Regions from separate parts of the Mus musculus genome. Here region 1 is linked to region 2. The links are chromatin loops, found by intact Hi-C in ENCODE. Cell type or tissue: left cerebral cortex. All regions are shown on one strand.

Region 1 (8,000 bases), 780 kb before region 2:
CCTAGAAGCTTCCTAACCACCTAGTTAACACATACATTGCTGGACGCCATCAGAATTCAGATGGAGCAGTTTTGTAGTGAGGTTGAGGATTAAACGTCTAAGAAGACACTGGATCGGCGTAGCCAGCCATGTGTCTTACATAAAGAAACAAGCCTATAAAATAAGAGTAGTTGGTTAGGTCTATTTGTTTAATAAAGTTTCCTCTAAGTTTAGCAGATATTTAAAATTTACTATGTCTGTAGCTTGGGTAAGCTTGCATGGATGATAAAACTGGCCAGTATACTCTTTGAAGCCTGAATTGTATGATCTGTTCTGAGTTAGTAATTCCTTTTGCTTCTAATTATATTACCTTTGTTAGAAAATGGTTGTCGTACAACAGTTTGTCTTTTTTGCTTCACAGTGCTGTCTTCCTGGAAAAACAAATCTCATATGTTAAGATTGTGGGAAATATAATGACTTAGCATTATATGTGTGTGTTTTAGAGGCATTTATTGAGCACACTGCTTGAAGGCAGACAGCTGGGTTGTAACTAATGTAATTTAATATAATTTGCAAAGTCTTTTTTAAAAATTTACACAGTCTTTGATGAAAGAATTTTATTTACATTTTCCTCTCAGATTGTCCAGTTTATTGTTACATTGGTTCAGAATAATCAACTTGTGAGTTTAAAACGTAAAAGGTAAGTTTTTTGAGTTTTGGCTTACAAACATTTAAGTGTTGAATCATGAATACCTATTTGCTGAGTGTATGCCTGGTACCAAAGAACAGCTTTCCCTTGTTAAATTATGTTAGCATTTCAAGAATAGTCTTAACAGGGTGAGGATCCCTTTCCACAATACTTAGGATAGTAGAAATATTTGAGAATTTGGGGGGATATTTACAAGCCTATGAATCACCAGTGATGAAATTTATGTCTGAGTTCAAATGTTTGTGTTTTGTGTGCATGCAGTCTGAAAGTAATTACATATAATATCTTTAATAATTTTGTACATAAGGTAGTTTAGTCATATAGCTAAAAGGGCTCAGAAGATTTTCATCTCATAGGCCCTTAGTTCACCATGGCCCATCACATAAGTATGAGTGAATTTTCCATTTGTGCAGTATCATCATAATAAGGTTACACATTTTGGATATATGCACCCTGTTTGTCTTCTCATTGTCATCCTTGTGATGATCTATTGTCATCTCCCCCACCCCCCTCCCCTGTTATAGGGCCTTACCTAGATACCTGGAAGTCGCCTCAAACTCACCAGCTCCTAGTCTGCCTCCTGGGTGCTGGGGTTGCAGATAGCACTGCACTCTCTGCTTCCTGCTTATGTTTGTAAGCTAGGCCAGGTGGTCACTTTTAGTAGCCTTGCAGAAGTTACTGAGTTTTCATTCATGTTACCAGTTTAAAGTAGCATTAAAAGGCCCCAGTGAGGAGAACTCTTTAAAAATAATGTTGTGAGGAAGGAGAGAATCAGATATTTGGTTTACTTTAAATTTAGTAGACTTGATAATTTAAAATCCTAATGATAGGTGGTAATGCATATAAATATGTTAGCTATTGGTGACATTGTCATATCTGAACTAGAAGAATAATTGACAAAGGCATAGATGGAAGGAGGAAAAGGTGAGCTATAAGGCTAAGATTTTGACAGTTTATACATCTAAGTCTGTGGCTTTAATTCTATTGCCTTTTATTCTGTGATACTACTGTTTTAAAAGCTAGGTATACTTTGTATGGAGTTGAATAGTTCTAAAGAATTTCTATTGTATACTTATTGAGAGCTTTCATTCACTATTGAAGGAAGTATATGAGTAAATTAGTAGAAACCTTTTATTCTTTCATTTTTGGGGTGAAATTAAATATTACAATTCTTATTTACAGGCCTCTACTTCTAAACACAAATGGAGCCCCAAAGAAGAATCTATATCAGCACATAGTCAAAGAACCAACTGATAATCACCATCATAAAGTAAATTTTAATGCATTTTATATTTATTGTCTCAAACTAAATTTTATTGTGGCAGTGTTTCATGCAGTCAGAGCCGTTTAGTGAATAATGTAAGTGCTCACTCCCCAGCTCTGCCGCGTTGTGACAGTTCCGTTATTTGCTGTCAGGTATTTTAAGAAACATCGTTACAATACAGTTGCTTATTTCCCAGCTTTCTAGTTGTCATTGCCATGCTGTTTTGTGTGGTACATTCAGAACTATGACTGTTATTCTGTGGATATCTACACATGCCAGTGGTGATGATATTTCAGTACTGTGCAATGTGGACTGCATGAAGTTTACCAGGGAGCTCTACCTCAACAGCGTGGCCTTATGTAGTTTTTATAGTGCTGTATAAGGTGAAGAGTGATGCGGTCATCATAGTGTAACATGATTATGGAATTTTCTTTTCATCTACCATGTGCCAACTAGAGTGCTTTTCTCTAGCAATTTCAGAATATTTGTGCATGATTTTGTTTTTGCTATAGACTATATAATTTGTTAACATCTAATTGCAGATTAGTCTACCATCAAACACGTTGTGCCTTTTTTTTTATGATACTGCTCTCTCTCTCTCTCATTGATAATCTCCTTTTTCTTTTTTGATGTACTAGAGATCAGAGCTGAGTTTTTGAACAGTAAGGCAAATGCTGTCCTACTAAATTACTCTTATTTTGAACTGTTAGAATTTTCAAATATTATGTCACATTAACTGTTGGGCTGTTGAAGTTTTGTTTATTTTACCCCCCCAGGACAGTGTTAACTTCATCATATCTCAGTGTTCAGCCCCTTTCTCTTTCTAAACCAAGTATATATTGTAAACCTGTGTGGCATGGGTGTTGGGTTGAAAGCTTATATAAAGTAGATGAAGGTTTGCTTTAGTTTAACTGAAATTTATGTATCTTTAAAGTGTTTCATATGTTTTAGATTTTTTTTGTTTAACTAGTGTTTATATATTTAAAACATTTTACTTCTCTTACCTGCGTCATCTATTGTTGAAACTTAAACTTCTTTTACATTATAGTAATTACTTGCTTGGTTAGAGAACTTGACTTCCTAATGTAACTGTCCTGAGTGCACCCATACATTTTATTTTTCTTTTGGTGGTCCTGGGTATCAACCCTAGGCAAGCACTTACACTGAGTTCTAGTCCCAGCTACCCTTTTTCATTTTGTGATGGGATTCCACCAAGCTGTCTAGGCTGCTCTTGAACACTCTGTAGCCCAGGTGGGCATTGAACTGGACATTTTCCTGTGCCAGCCTCTTGAGTAATTGGGATTATGGGCCTGCACTGTCAGACCTGTGTATCTACATTATAACATTATATATAACATTATAACACAAAGCAGCTGCTGGTGAAGTAGCCAGTGGCCTCTAACTGTGGAATTGTTGAAGTGCTGTATCTCTCCCAGTGAAGGGCTTTAATGACTAAGAACAAAACCTCCTGAGACACACACAGCAGGTTCAGATTAGAACAGCCACTGCCAGGGATAATCGCAATGGCTGTGCGATTATAATTGAAATTTCCGAAGGTCTGGACTTGTTCATTGTTTATCTATTTAAAAAATACTTAGGAATTTGAACATCTCCATGGAAAAACACACTTTGGGTATGTCATTCATCTTCAGGGTCTCTTATAATAAAGTAATTTGTTAAGTAGAATATGGGTATATGCTTAATAGCTCTGTAAAATGATATCATATGTCATTAGACTGTGAGTCCCAGAAGGACTGAGGACAAGCAGTTTTGTTTACTATTGAATCCTCAACATATTTAGTAGACAGGATGAGTCTATTTTTTTGCTGATAAATTTTGTAGTAGTCCATGTGTTTTGTTTTCTCCCAATTCTTTAGGTTCCACACAGCAGGACTGAAGGTTTAAAGTCAAGAGAACGGATTTCAGATGACATAATTATTTATGATGTTACTGACGATAATGTGGATGAAGAAAATATTCCAGTTATTCCAGAAACAAATGAGGATGTTGTAGTGGATTCCTCCAAGTAAGGAATCATGAGATAAAATTTGGGAAAATATTGGCCATTTTTCTTATGAAATAATAGAAAAGCCCTGGTTTTGTTTGTTTGTTTGTTTTTAAACTAATTTTTCTCATATTTGGTTTGGAGTACTAATCTTTTTCACATATTTGGAATTATTGACCCAGATAACTACCTAAAAAAAAAAAAAAGAATGAAAATTGATGACTTTTATTTGGAGTTAACCATTTTTTCTTAGTTCTCAGGGTTTCTATCTTACGGATTGTCAAAACCTATGCTTAAGCGACTCACTTCCAGAAAAGGAGACCTTTCAATAGATTTGGGGTCCTTCAGAGAATGAAAATGAATTAACCTTGTCTAAAGCTGACATGGTTCCATTTTGTCTTTTTTTTTTTTTCTCATATTGCTGATATGGATGTAGCCAGTATCCTGACATTGTCATTGTTGAAGATGACAACGAGGATGAGTATGCTCCTGTCATTCAGAGTGGAGAGCAGAGTGAACCAGCCAGAGAACCCTTACGTGTGGGGAGTGCTGGCAGCAGCAGCCCTCTCATGTCTAGTGCTGTCCAGCTAAACGGCTCCTCCAGTCTGACCTCAGAAGACCCTGTGACCATGATGGACTCCATTCTGAATGACAACATTAACCTGTTAGGAAAGTGAGTATTCACACAGATGTGTGTGTTTTTTTTTTTTTTTTTTTTTTTTTTTTTTGGTTTGGTTTTTTCGAGACAGGGTTTCTCTGTATAGCCCTGGCTGTCCTGAAACTCACTTTGTAGACCAGGCTGGCCTCGAACTCAGAAATCCGCCTGCCTCTGCCTCCCAAGTGCTGGGATTAAAGGCGTGCGCCACCACCGCCCGGCTCACACAGATGTTTTACATGACTTTCTTGTAGTCAGTTCAGTCATAAACCTAAAGAATTATTTACATTTCTATAAATGTGAAGTAGCAATAGTAGCTTAACTTCCTTCTAGATGTAGACCCTTTCTGCTGATCAAAGGTGAAGTCTCTAGTGGACGAGATTTAATTGTCCAGGAGTAGTCTTGGAACTTTGGTGAGCAATTCTTTAGATTTTTAAAATGAAATTCTTGTTTTAACTGTAAGATATTCTTGATTTTAACTACCAGTGGTCTTTAGTGGTATAGTTTCTGTTAAGGGACATATTGTATTCAAATGCAGTAATCTATGGTATAGAAGTCACTTGATTATTTGGAGTGTTAGCGTAGTGAGGTGGCATAGAAGGAAAAGAGCACACTGTCATTGTAGCACATCTTTTCTGAAAGTAAATTGGTGTAAAGATTATGAGTTTGTCAAGTTTCAGAAATTCCAAATCTTAAATGGAATGCCTTAAGAACTGTTAAGGACTTAGGACTCACCAAGATTATTTTGTAGCACTAACTAGGTTACCAACAGTGGTTTGAAATGTAAATGAGAATACCTAATGAAGATGAAACTGTTCCTTTTTTTCTTTAGGGTTGAGCTGTTGGATTACCTTGACAGTATTGATTGCAGTTTAGAGGACTTCCAAGCTATGCTCTCAGGAAGACAGTTTAGCATAGACCCAGATCTTCTGGTTGATGTAGGTATTTTTGATACTCTTTACTGTACTGGTGGTTTGTGTACTTACATGTGCCATTTAAAATCAATACTCTTGTATTCTACACTTTCTGTATTTTACTTAATAATTTACTAGGAAGCATAGGCAGACAGGTACGGGACACTGACGTGTGGTCGCTGTCTGCCTGTGAAGAGCAGTTGCTCCCGTAACAACGTGCCACTCTTCGACATTACTGCTACTGAATACAGGTTTAATCTGGACTTGCTGCTGTGTTACCGTTTGTGCATTTTCTCTGGGATAAAATTGAATAAAAACTTTTGTGAATTAGTAATAGAAGTGGAACTAGTATAAAGACACTTCTTAATTCTTAGGGAATGAATGTTTTTCTAGCAAATACATTTCATTTTATTTGGTATATTTTTAATGTCCATTCTGATTTCCTGTCTCAGTCTTTGTCCCCAGCTGTGTGAATGGAACTCCACTGTTGTCTGTGCCTTGTGGTTTTGGGGTCATATCAGTTCCACTTTTAACATTTACTAAATTGATATTCAAACCTCTATACTTGCTGAGAGTAGTTCACTATCTCCAATCCTGTCAAATCTGGCAGTTTTGTATCCTATCTTGGAGGTAATCCTTAGCTGCCTCCTTCTGCCCAATTCAAATTTCCATCCTTGGGGTGTGTGTCTACCTGTCTACCTCTCTTCCTCTATCTCACATTCTACTCTGCGTGTTTGCAATATCCTGTTTTATCTGCAAGTCCTTAGATTATTTAAATTCCATGCCCAAATGTTTTTTATCTCTGAAACTATGTACCCATTAATAGCATTTTCCCCTTCTGCTTCCAGTCTCTTTAGACACGGACGCCTTTCTGTAAAGACTACAATTATCATAGAAGTAGCCTTGGCTTTCTTTCCATTTCATTTCCCTCTTTTTTCATATCCCCCACTGGTCGCTGAAGAGGAACAGAGCTCATGTGTATAGCAGACTCCCTTTGCTTTTCTTATCTCATCATCAGGTACTATTTTTTTCAAAATAACATTGACAAACCACCCTAATTTTGTATTTTCACTTCTCTCATCTAAGACTTACATCACCCATGAATTAGATTGAAGTGTCATAAAATTGAAAATCTAGTCCTGGCTCACCTTATTCTCTGAAATGGTGAAGATGCTCAAGATATAAACCAAGTGCATTGAGAATGCTGGCTGTACTTTATAATGGTCAGGTTTCTGTACCAGGGTGGAGTCAGCAGGAGGGTATCAGGCCTTAGAACTTAAGTTGCATCAGTTCCTTATATGTGAATTGGTTGTGTATATTTTGCCCCATCTACCCGCTGGGAGTATATAAGACATGTTCCCAAGTCTGAATAGGATGCTGAGGCAAAAAGAAAAGAAAGAAAAAAAAAGGGAAGCTTGCTTGCGGTGCTGGCCTCACTCAGTGTCTTTAAGTGTAGAATTACTTTGGGGTTCTCTGAAGGAGTAACAGGCTGAGTCGGCATACAGAGAGTAGTCGTCTACCACCAAGGATTTGAGCTCCGTTCCTCTTCAGCTGCCAGTGGGTGATCAGAAAAGAGGAAAATGGAAAAGAGAAAAGGATAGATGCATCTATGACAGCTGTGGTCTTTAAAGGACTCCATGTCTAAAGAGACCGGAAGCAGAAGGAGCTAACCTGCATTGTGTTGTTTTCTTGCTTTGCTCATTCTCATCCAGTGCAAGCCTCCGGTCTGCTCAGTGTTCAGTGGTTCTCAGGGGTCTAAGCTAAGCCTGATGGCATGAGGCCTGGACCACTCATGGCTTTGCTCAGCTTTTGTTTCTGGTTTCAATGATTGTCTATAACTGTATAAGGTAGTGGATTGGTCTTAACCATTTCTAGAACATGCTCTACCTTCTTGGTAATACTATTCCTAAGCACTCGTCGTCGTCTAAATTCCAAATTCCCGATGTTTTCTCAGATTGATGATGCGTAGCACCTAGCTTTATTACAGCCCTTTTGTTTTGTCCTGGGTTTGCCAGTGTTCATGCTTTCCAAACTCCTTAGCGCTCTTAAGCTCTGTAATTATAAAACTGGATTGGATATAAGTTGGCTATTTAATGTCCATATTCCCTTTTAGATTGTAAGCTCCAGGAGAGCAGAAATAAATGTTGTTATGGTGCCAGTGATTTCTTACAAGTCTTATACACTGTGGATGGGATTTGCTAGGACTTTGAAGCTTATGACTTGAAAGTTGCATTTATAAATTGGCTGGACTGAGTACAGCTCATTGGCATTACCTTAGCACTTAGGAACTTCCTTAGCTACGTAGGAAATAAAGTCGGTATGCCATATTGTCAGAGGCCCCACTTGATATGAATGCTAAGTTACACTGTCAGTAGATTTGATGAATTTGTCATGTAATCAGTAAGTAAGTAAATAAATGTTTAACGTCAAGTCATGGGACTCACTCAGCCTTTAGCACTACATATGGCTAAGAA
Region 2 (8,000 bases):
TAGTCTTGTCAGTTGGTGGATGGATTCGGGTCACCTGATCTTCAAGGCATAATGATTTTTCTCTCATCCCTACCATGTACTAAGAGAGCTATGTAAAATCTCAAACCATAATTCTCAATCCCTTTTTGTCTTTTCAGTTCTGCCACATTTTGTTTCATTTATTTAGAAAGTCTAGTATTGGCTGCATTCACACTTAGAATTCTTGCACATTCCTAATGATTTGGTCACTCTTACTGTGAATGTTCTTTTCTAGCCCCAGGATTTACTAATACTTACACAACTGCAGCCTTTTGATTATTATTGACATTTGCCTTGTAACCTAAGCAAGTGGTGTGTTCTCTCTTGCAACCCCTAGGGCTGAGGGCTGAACCCAGAGACTGAGCTAAATCCCTAACCCTTATGTGTTACTTATCTATTACAGTGTGTGTGTGTGTGTGAGTGTGTGTGAGTGTGTGTGTGTGTGTGTGAGTGTGTGTGTGTGTGTGTGTTTAGTTTTCTATCTATGAATATAAGCATGTGAGTGCAGGTGCCACAGTAGGCCACAGTAGGCAGGAGTCAGATCCCCTGGAGGCTGGAGTTACAAGGAGTTGTAAACCCAACTCCAGGCCTTTGAAAGAGCAGTACTTGCCCTTAACCACTGAGCAGTGCTCCGGCTTCCATGGCCTTTTAAATAGCTTTATAATTGGGTCTTGCTTTTCCCTCCAAACTAAGTCTCATCTGCTGAAATATTTGAGCCATTTTTAGGGTGATTGCCTATGAAGTGTGTGCCTTTGTAGGGTCCTTGTCTTGGGAAAGCCTTTTAGCCCGTTTAATAATTTGCTGTACTTCCACCTTGGTAAGTTGGAGTTTTAGTTACATCTTTAGTTTATCTTCGGTTACATTGCAGTAGCAAATGCCTCCTCATGGAATGGAGTCTCTGGACGATCCTCACTAATCCACAGTCTCTAATCTGTTAATCCCATGTGGTAAAATTTTCCCTTTAGATAGTGAATGTGATTTCTATCTCTAAAGTTCTGTTGCTTTCCTTTTTTAAATTCTTCTATTATGTTAATGTTTCTTTGAATACATATAGTACCTATTTAATGTCCATGCTCGATAATTCATTAGTTCTATCAGGTATCTGTCTGTTTCTCTTCCTTCCTTTTCTCCTAGCTGTGCGTCATGTTCTCCTTCTCAATCCCTGTGCATTTCTTTACAAAGGGTTTCCCACCCTGACTGGTAGCTAATGGTCATCATCCTGTGTGAAATGTAAGGCGTTCACATTACAGCACTGCTCATTGTTTTTCTCCTTGAAGTTTTATATATCTCAGCTAGACCAACAACTGTTTTCACCCTTACACGTATTCGATAAAATACTCCCATGCAGGCCGGGCGGTGGTGGCGCACGCCTTTAATCCCAGCACTTGGGAGGCAGAGGCAGGCGGATTTCTGAGTTTGAGGCCAGCCAGGGATACACAGAGAAACCCTGTCTCGAAAAAAAACAAAAAGACAAAAAAAAAAAAGATACTGCCGTGCAGAGAGCCAGAACAGGAAGCATGGCTCACACTCACCACCTTTGTTTGCCATCTTAGCCATCACAGTCCTCTGCTACTTATTGTTCACATGTCAGGGAAGGAAAGGTGTTGTTATTATTCAGTTATTCAATTGTATATGACAGCAAAGTTTAAGTCTAAACCCTATGGCTCTCATGGCCGGAAGCAGAAGTTCCATAAAGTCCTGTGCAGCAGCTACCAAGCAGTGGCTTCCGACACATAAGTGAAGAGGAGGAGGAAGGAGACACTAAGGTCGGCCACACAGTAAAATCAGACAAAGGCCAACACCTGCGGAGCTTCCTGTGTCTCTTTATCCGTAAATGTTTCAGAAAGCGTCACAGATGCCAAAAGATGCACAAAAACATGCTCACACGCTGGAGTCATGGCAGAGAAGGAAGCCTCAGAAGGAGGGATAGGGCACAACCACGTGGGCGGCTTTCTCAGTCCTCTCTCACAGTAAAGGACTAGACACTTGTCTGCATGTGATTTTACCCAGGTATCAGTCTTGTTCCTGTACTTCTCCCTTTCCTGTCCACTCTTGAGTGCCCATGGGATCCTTCTAATCTTAAGTGCTGCTTGTCCTATGAAGCTTTCTAGCCTTTTGTGTTTCATGTAGCATGTAGACATGGCTTTACATCGTCTTGTAAATTGTCGTCTCCCCATTTCATTCTCTGTTCTTTGACCTCAGGAACTTCGTGTCACCTACATATCAAGGCTTCCTGTGTTATCTGTGCTTTATAAAATACTTTCGGAACTGAGCAAATGGTTGTCAGAAGACAGCTGAGCAGGGTTTACTGTAGCAACTCCCATCTCTGTTTACCAACTAATGATCTGTTTGCTTTGTCTATGAAGTGCTAATCTAAAAGTGAGAGGGACCAACTAGTCGGTATCTGTGGCTTCAGAGCACAAGATCTGTGTCATCTCTCCTTAGCTTGTTTCCTAGCAGGTTATAGCCTGATTTATCCCACTCACTCTACACAGTCAGCACACTTACTGTGGACAGAAACCGCTTAATATGTGCTTTTTGTTCTTGACCTCTGTTAACAAGAATGGTTTTTGCCTTTAATATATTTTGATTTGTTTCCTAGTGAGCACTTTCATTAACAGTCCTGCCACAAAAAAAAAAAAAAAAAAAAAAAAAAAAAAAAAAAAAAAAAAAAGTATTGCCTCTTACTTGGTATCATAAAAGCTAACCTCAGGTATACACCTTCTGTGTTTTACAACTGTGCTTTTTCTTTTGTTTTGTTTCATTGAGACAGAGTTGGCAGGCTGGCCTTAAACTCATGGTCTTGCCTCTGCCTGCCAACTGCTGAGATTATAGGTATACACTACCACACCTACCTTTTTTGAAGAACTTTTAAAAAGTACTACTTCAAATGTATACTAAATATAAGTATGCCTGTATTTAGTGATACATACTTAAATATTTACAAATGAACAGATTTGCTTTAAAATTATCCAGTAGAGTTTTAGAGTAAATCAGAGGTTTGCACATTTATTTACTACTTGGGCCAAGCAGTAAATATATTGGCTTTATAAGCTACACTTATAAGCTTGTGATGGTTCCTCGGGGCAGTAGTAGATCATGTGTGAATGAAGGAGCCTCTCTGTGTTCTGTTTTAAACTATATTCAGAAAACTATCCTATGAACTGCATTGTTTTGAATCTGTCAAGGTGCAGTAAGATTGGCTCTGTGTTCATAAGTGTTTGAGGTGGGTGATTGGCATGGAGGAATGCATTGTTGGATATATTTGAAAAATCCAGATGAAGAACTAAAATGAGTTTCTGGTACATTAATATGAAGAAAAAAATTATCATTTGTGTTTTATGTTCACTAATAAAAATCTTATCTCTTTCTGCTGGAATTCCTTCATGGGCTAGCTTCACTGCAGTCGTCAGTACAGCACTATGAAGAAAAGAACACTAAAATCAAGCAGCTGCTTGTGAAAACCAAAAAGGAGCTGGCAGATGCAAAGCAAGCGGTATATTCATTTCTCGGTACCCTTTTAGTGCTCACTCATGGTTATAAGTCTCTTTAGTGTTTAACTTAACCATGGCTCTCTTTCTGCAGGAAACCGATCACTTACTACTCCAGGCATCTTTAAAGGGTGAGCTGGAAGCAAGCCAGCAGCAAGTAGAAGTCTATAAAGTAAGATTTTTAATTTTTTGAAAAGCTTTTGCCATGTAGAAGTAAGTTACCAATTAGATGGTCCAGAGAGCTGGCTCTGCAGTGAAGACGGTCACTGCTCCAGCAGGGAACCCAGGTTCAAGTCACAGCGCCCCACGTGGTGGCTCACAGCCGTCCATTACACACACACACACACACACACACACACACACACACACACACACCATCCCAGAAATCTGATACTTTCTGGTGACCCCTAAGGGCACCAGGCACACATGTGGTACATAAACATGCCACACAGGCAAAACATCTATACATATAAAAATTGATAGAAATGGGTTTTGGGTTTTGTTTTTGGTTTGTTTGTTTGTTTGTTTGTTTCAGAAAAAAATTCATTTTAGATTTTTTTTCTATTTAGGGGTTCTTAAGAAGAATGCTCAGTACTTTGCTGAAGCAGAAGCAGTAAAGTCTTGTAATACTACACAATTCAGGCTAGCGACTATCATGCTTTTGAGGGAATAACAGTCTAGAACAGCACAAATAAAATAAACATGACCAAAAACTTCATCTCTACCTCTGACTGAAAAGACAGTTGCAAGAAGCAAGCTGGTTTTATACTTGCTGTATTCTATATATATATAATGTCTAATGGTATTTAATTAAACAGTAAATATTTAGTCTTAAATTATTCAGATTCTGATTTTAAAAAAAATAATTCAGTAGGTCAGTGGTGATGTACACCTTTAATCCCAGCACTCAGGAGGCAGAGGCAGGCAGATTTCTGAGTTCAAGGCCAGTCTGGTCTACAAAGTGGGTCCCAGGATAGCCAGGGCTATACAGAGAAACCCTGTCTCAAAAAAACCAACAAAAATAAAATAAATCCGCCTACTAGTAAAAAAATGTTCTACTCATATCTGAAAATAATCCACTATTACGTGTTGTGTCTCTGCAGATTCAGCTGGCTGAGATGACATCTGAGAAACACAAAATCCATGAGCATCTGAAGACTTCTGCGGAACAGCACCAGCGCACACTGAGTGCATACCAGCAGAGGGTGGTGGCCCTGCAGGAGGAGAGTCGCGCTGCCAAGGTGTGTCCTTCAGGGCTGAACCCATGGGGTTCTAGTACTCTAGGCTATTCCCTAGCAGTGTTCTGTAATTAGCAGATGCACACCCACCTCCCCTTATCCACCCTAAATCCAACCACATGGCCCCTCCAACATCACAGGGATAGTATTTCTTTATATGTGTTGAGTGTGAGCACATGGGAACCACCATGAATGTGTGGGGGTCAGAGGTCAGTCATCAGGAGAAGGCTCTCCCCTTGTACCTTGTTGAGACAATGTCTTGTTTCTGCTGCTGCACTGTATACTCAGGGCCAGCTGCCCCATGCAGTTCTCCTGTCTCTGCCTCCTTACTTACCATGGGAGTACAGGAAAAGTAAATGCACACCTTCTCATCTGGCTTTTAAAAACAAAAATACAAACAAACAAACAAAAATAGACCGTGGGCTTCAGGGCTCAAACGTGGGTTTTTCAGAGTTGCACTGTTAGTACTTTTAGTCCTTGAGCCATCACCCCAGCTCTTGACAGCGGTTTTGGTTTGGGTTTTGGGTTTTGGGTTTGGGTTTTGGTTTTGGTTTTAGTTTTTTCTAAAGTGAAAAATATGAGTACAATTACCTTACATTTATTTATGTTTAACCATGAGTATGTGTAAAATTGTGACATTTATTTTTGGAGAGCACTGCAGATTTTTCTGAGGTTTAAATAATTATGACATTCTAATAGGATGGGCCTGCTTCCCTGGTGTCAACATAGAAAGCATCTAGTTACTTACTGTGGCTTCATTAGAAGTATCTCTCTTACCTAAGTGAATGTGACAGTAGTGTGGGATTCAACAGTCCACTTCCAAAACACACAATTAAACTTCTACCGCTGTGTATTGAAAGTGACGTTCAAATCAATCTGTCTTTGAGAATCAGTTGTTTCTGTTTATAAAAAGAGAACATATCATAGGTTTAAATTTTTTTTCTAAAGTAATAGAAGCAAAGAGTGTCAGTATAAAATTTATGAGTGGCAAAAACATGAAATCGAGAGTTTTAAAAGAGGTCAGGCCAGCAGGACTGGGTTTCTTTTGTACTGTTTGGGGTTTTGGTTTGTTGTTTGTTTTATGAGACAGGGAATTACTCTATATCCTATACTGACTTGGAAGTCATAGTATATCCCAGGCTGGCCTCAAACTCTGCAATCCTCCTGCCTACTGAGATTGCAGGGAGAGGAGCAGTACCTAGCCCCGGAACTAACTTTTAGTAATGTTACTAAAGACTAAAATGAATAATAAGCTGTTTATTCATTTTCACAAATTTTTTTTTACTTCATTAACCTCTGAAAGTACATAGGAGGATCATGTTGCAGTGACAATTTTCTCTCTTTTAAATGTTATAGGCAGAACAAGCTGCTGTCACCTCTGAATTTGAGAGCTACAAAGTCCGAGTTCATAACGTTCTAAAGCAACAGAAAAATAAATCTGTGTCTCAGGTTGAAACTGAGGGAGCTAAACAAGAAAGGTAAATTCTAAGGTTTTTCCCCATATAAACACAGGTTCTTCCCAAAGTTGTTAAAATCCCTGTTTTGATTGCTTTTGACTAGAATTTTAGGTTACCAGGGAGCAGAGAAATTCTTGGTGTCACCTAATTCTCAGACAATTAGGGAAGGATACAGCACAGGCATTATTACAAACTCTAAAGAATGTTAAAGCCAGAATCCAGTCTCTAAACTATAACCTCTTGTCTCAATAAAATCCAAACATAGCAGAGATTTAGGCACTAAAATTAAATGTACATTATGCTATTTATGACCACCTCCATTTGATTTGAATGCTATGTTAATGTCAGTTTAAAATTAGCATCCAGATCCATTTCCTAAATTGTTCAAAAATATCCCAGGAACAAGAGAATGAGCTGGGTTGGCACACACCATTTAAGCCAGCACTCGGGAGGCAGAGGAAGGGGATCTCTGAGAGATCAAGGCCAGCCTAGGCTACAGAGTGAGTTCCAGGACAGCCAGGGCTGCGCAGAGAAACCCTGTCTCAGGAAGAGATGAGGGGGAGGGGAGAGGGTTCAGACATCCTGTGCAAGTCCATTTTGATTTTGTAATAGAGGTCAGTTATTTATAGTTTTATTCCTGTTTCTAAGGTTCTAAACAGGGCTCATAGTCCTGTAATGTTTGCATGTTTGCATGCTTATGTGTATGCTTTTGTTAGTTTTTGTTTAAGAATCTACTAAGATATTTTCTCTACCCATAGCTATTATAAATATCTTTCAGTAACTATCATCACTTGTTAAGAGCCAATGTGAGCATACCTGAATCAAATTCACATTACTTCGGTGTGATTTTTTTAAGTTCCTTCCAGTGTTTTACATACTTTTTCTTAACCTACTTCTGTGATTTTTTTTAAATTAGAGCTTCTTATGGGTGAGAATTGTCACCTTAAATAATGTCCATTTCTTATACATCTTTTAAGGAACTAATAATGTATGCATTAGAGAAGAATTGAGGGTTTTCATTATTTCCACCAAGATTTTACTCTAATTCTAAACAGACTCATCCCTTTTCTTCAGGTATTGCCTTTCACTGTATTTTAACTTCACATGTCACTCTCAGACCCACTCTCTTACAAGTGTGTGAGGCTCTTTTCTAACTAATATAACCCTAAACATACAATGTAGTCTAGTCTGATACGACATGATGCCCTGTTCCATTTCAGTATGAAATACCAAACCCAGACAAACCCAAGCTTCGTGATCCCAGCAGTGAGGAAGCTGAGTCAGGAAGGCTGCAGCTAGTTCAAAGCCAGTTTGTGCTCTGTAGCAAGTATCAGGCCAACCATAGCTATATAGGCTAAACTCCAGAAACATCTTTTTGTAAATCTGTAGTGCCTGATACTTGCCATGTCAATATAACATTTTTTAACTATTGTAATTCTTGTGAGTATGTATTCTTTAGAATCATGCCCAGTCACCAAGAGTCTGACACTGAAACAGCAAACATATTTGAGGCCACAAAATGAGTTTACCTCTTTCATAAATGTTGTTAAACTATTTCTGTTTTAGGGAACACCTGGAAATGCTGATTGACCAACTGAAAATCAAGTTACAGGACAGCCAAAATAGCTTACAAATCAGTGTATCGGAGTACCAGACCCTGCAGGCTGAGCACGACACTCTGCTAGAGAGGCACAACCGGATGCTGCAGGAAACTGTGACCAAAGAGGCAGAACTTCGGGAAAAGTAAGGCTGCCAGCAGCAGCAGCAAGTGCCATTGGTAGCAGGCAAGCAGCCTG

What was found. A loop is a pair of places that touch in the nucleus more often than their neighbours do. Peaks named below come from ENCODE experiments on the same cell type or tissue, not always from the same donor. Only the 100,000 strongest peaks of a DNase experiment are listed, where the experiment ranks them.
Region 1: a loop joins it to region 2, with 3 times the contacts of the local background. A loop is called at or near these places in 3 of 42 quality-filtered maps.

What each region holds. Positions count from the first base shown.
Region 1 is chr10:57,500,753-57,508,752 of GRCm38, forward strand. It overlaps Hsf2 (heat shock factor 2), which reads left to right. Exons shown (of 12, transcript NM_008297.3): 6 at 618-679; 7 at 1,871-1,958; 8 at 3,830-3,978; 9 at 4,394-4,630; 10 at 5,445-5,550. Among named protein-coding and RNA genes, the nearest start is that of Hsf2, 18 kb to the left of the region's middle. In left cerebral cortex, no CTCF peak of the experiment used is centred here; no DNase peak of the experiment used is centred here.
Region 2 is chr10:58,282,530-58,290,529 of GRCm38, forward strand. It overlaps Gcc2 (GRIP and coiled-coil domain containing 2), which reads left to right. Exons shown (of 23, transcript NM_027375.2): 14 at 3,414-3,514; 15 at 3,604-3,681; 16 at 4,613-4,750; 17 at 6,104-6,225; 18 at 7,771-7,947. Among named protein-coding and RNA genes, the nearest start is that of Gm40668, 25 kb to the right of the region's middle. In left cerebral cortex, no CTCF peak of the experiment used is centred here; a DNase peak (open chromatin) is centred at 3,616.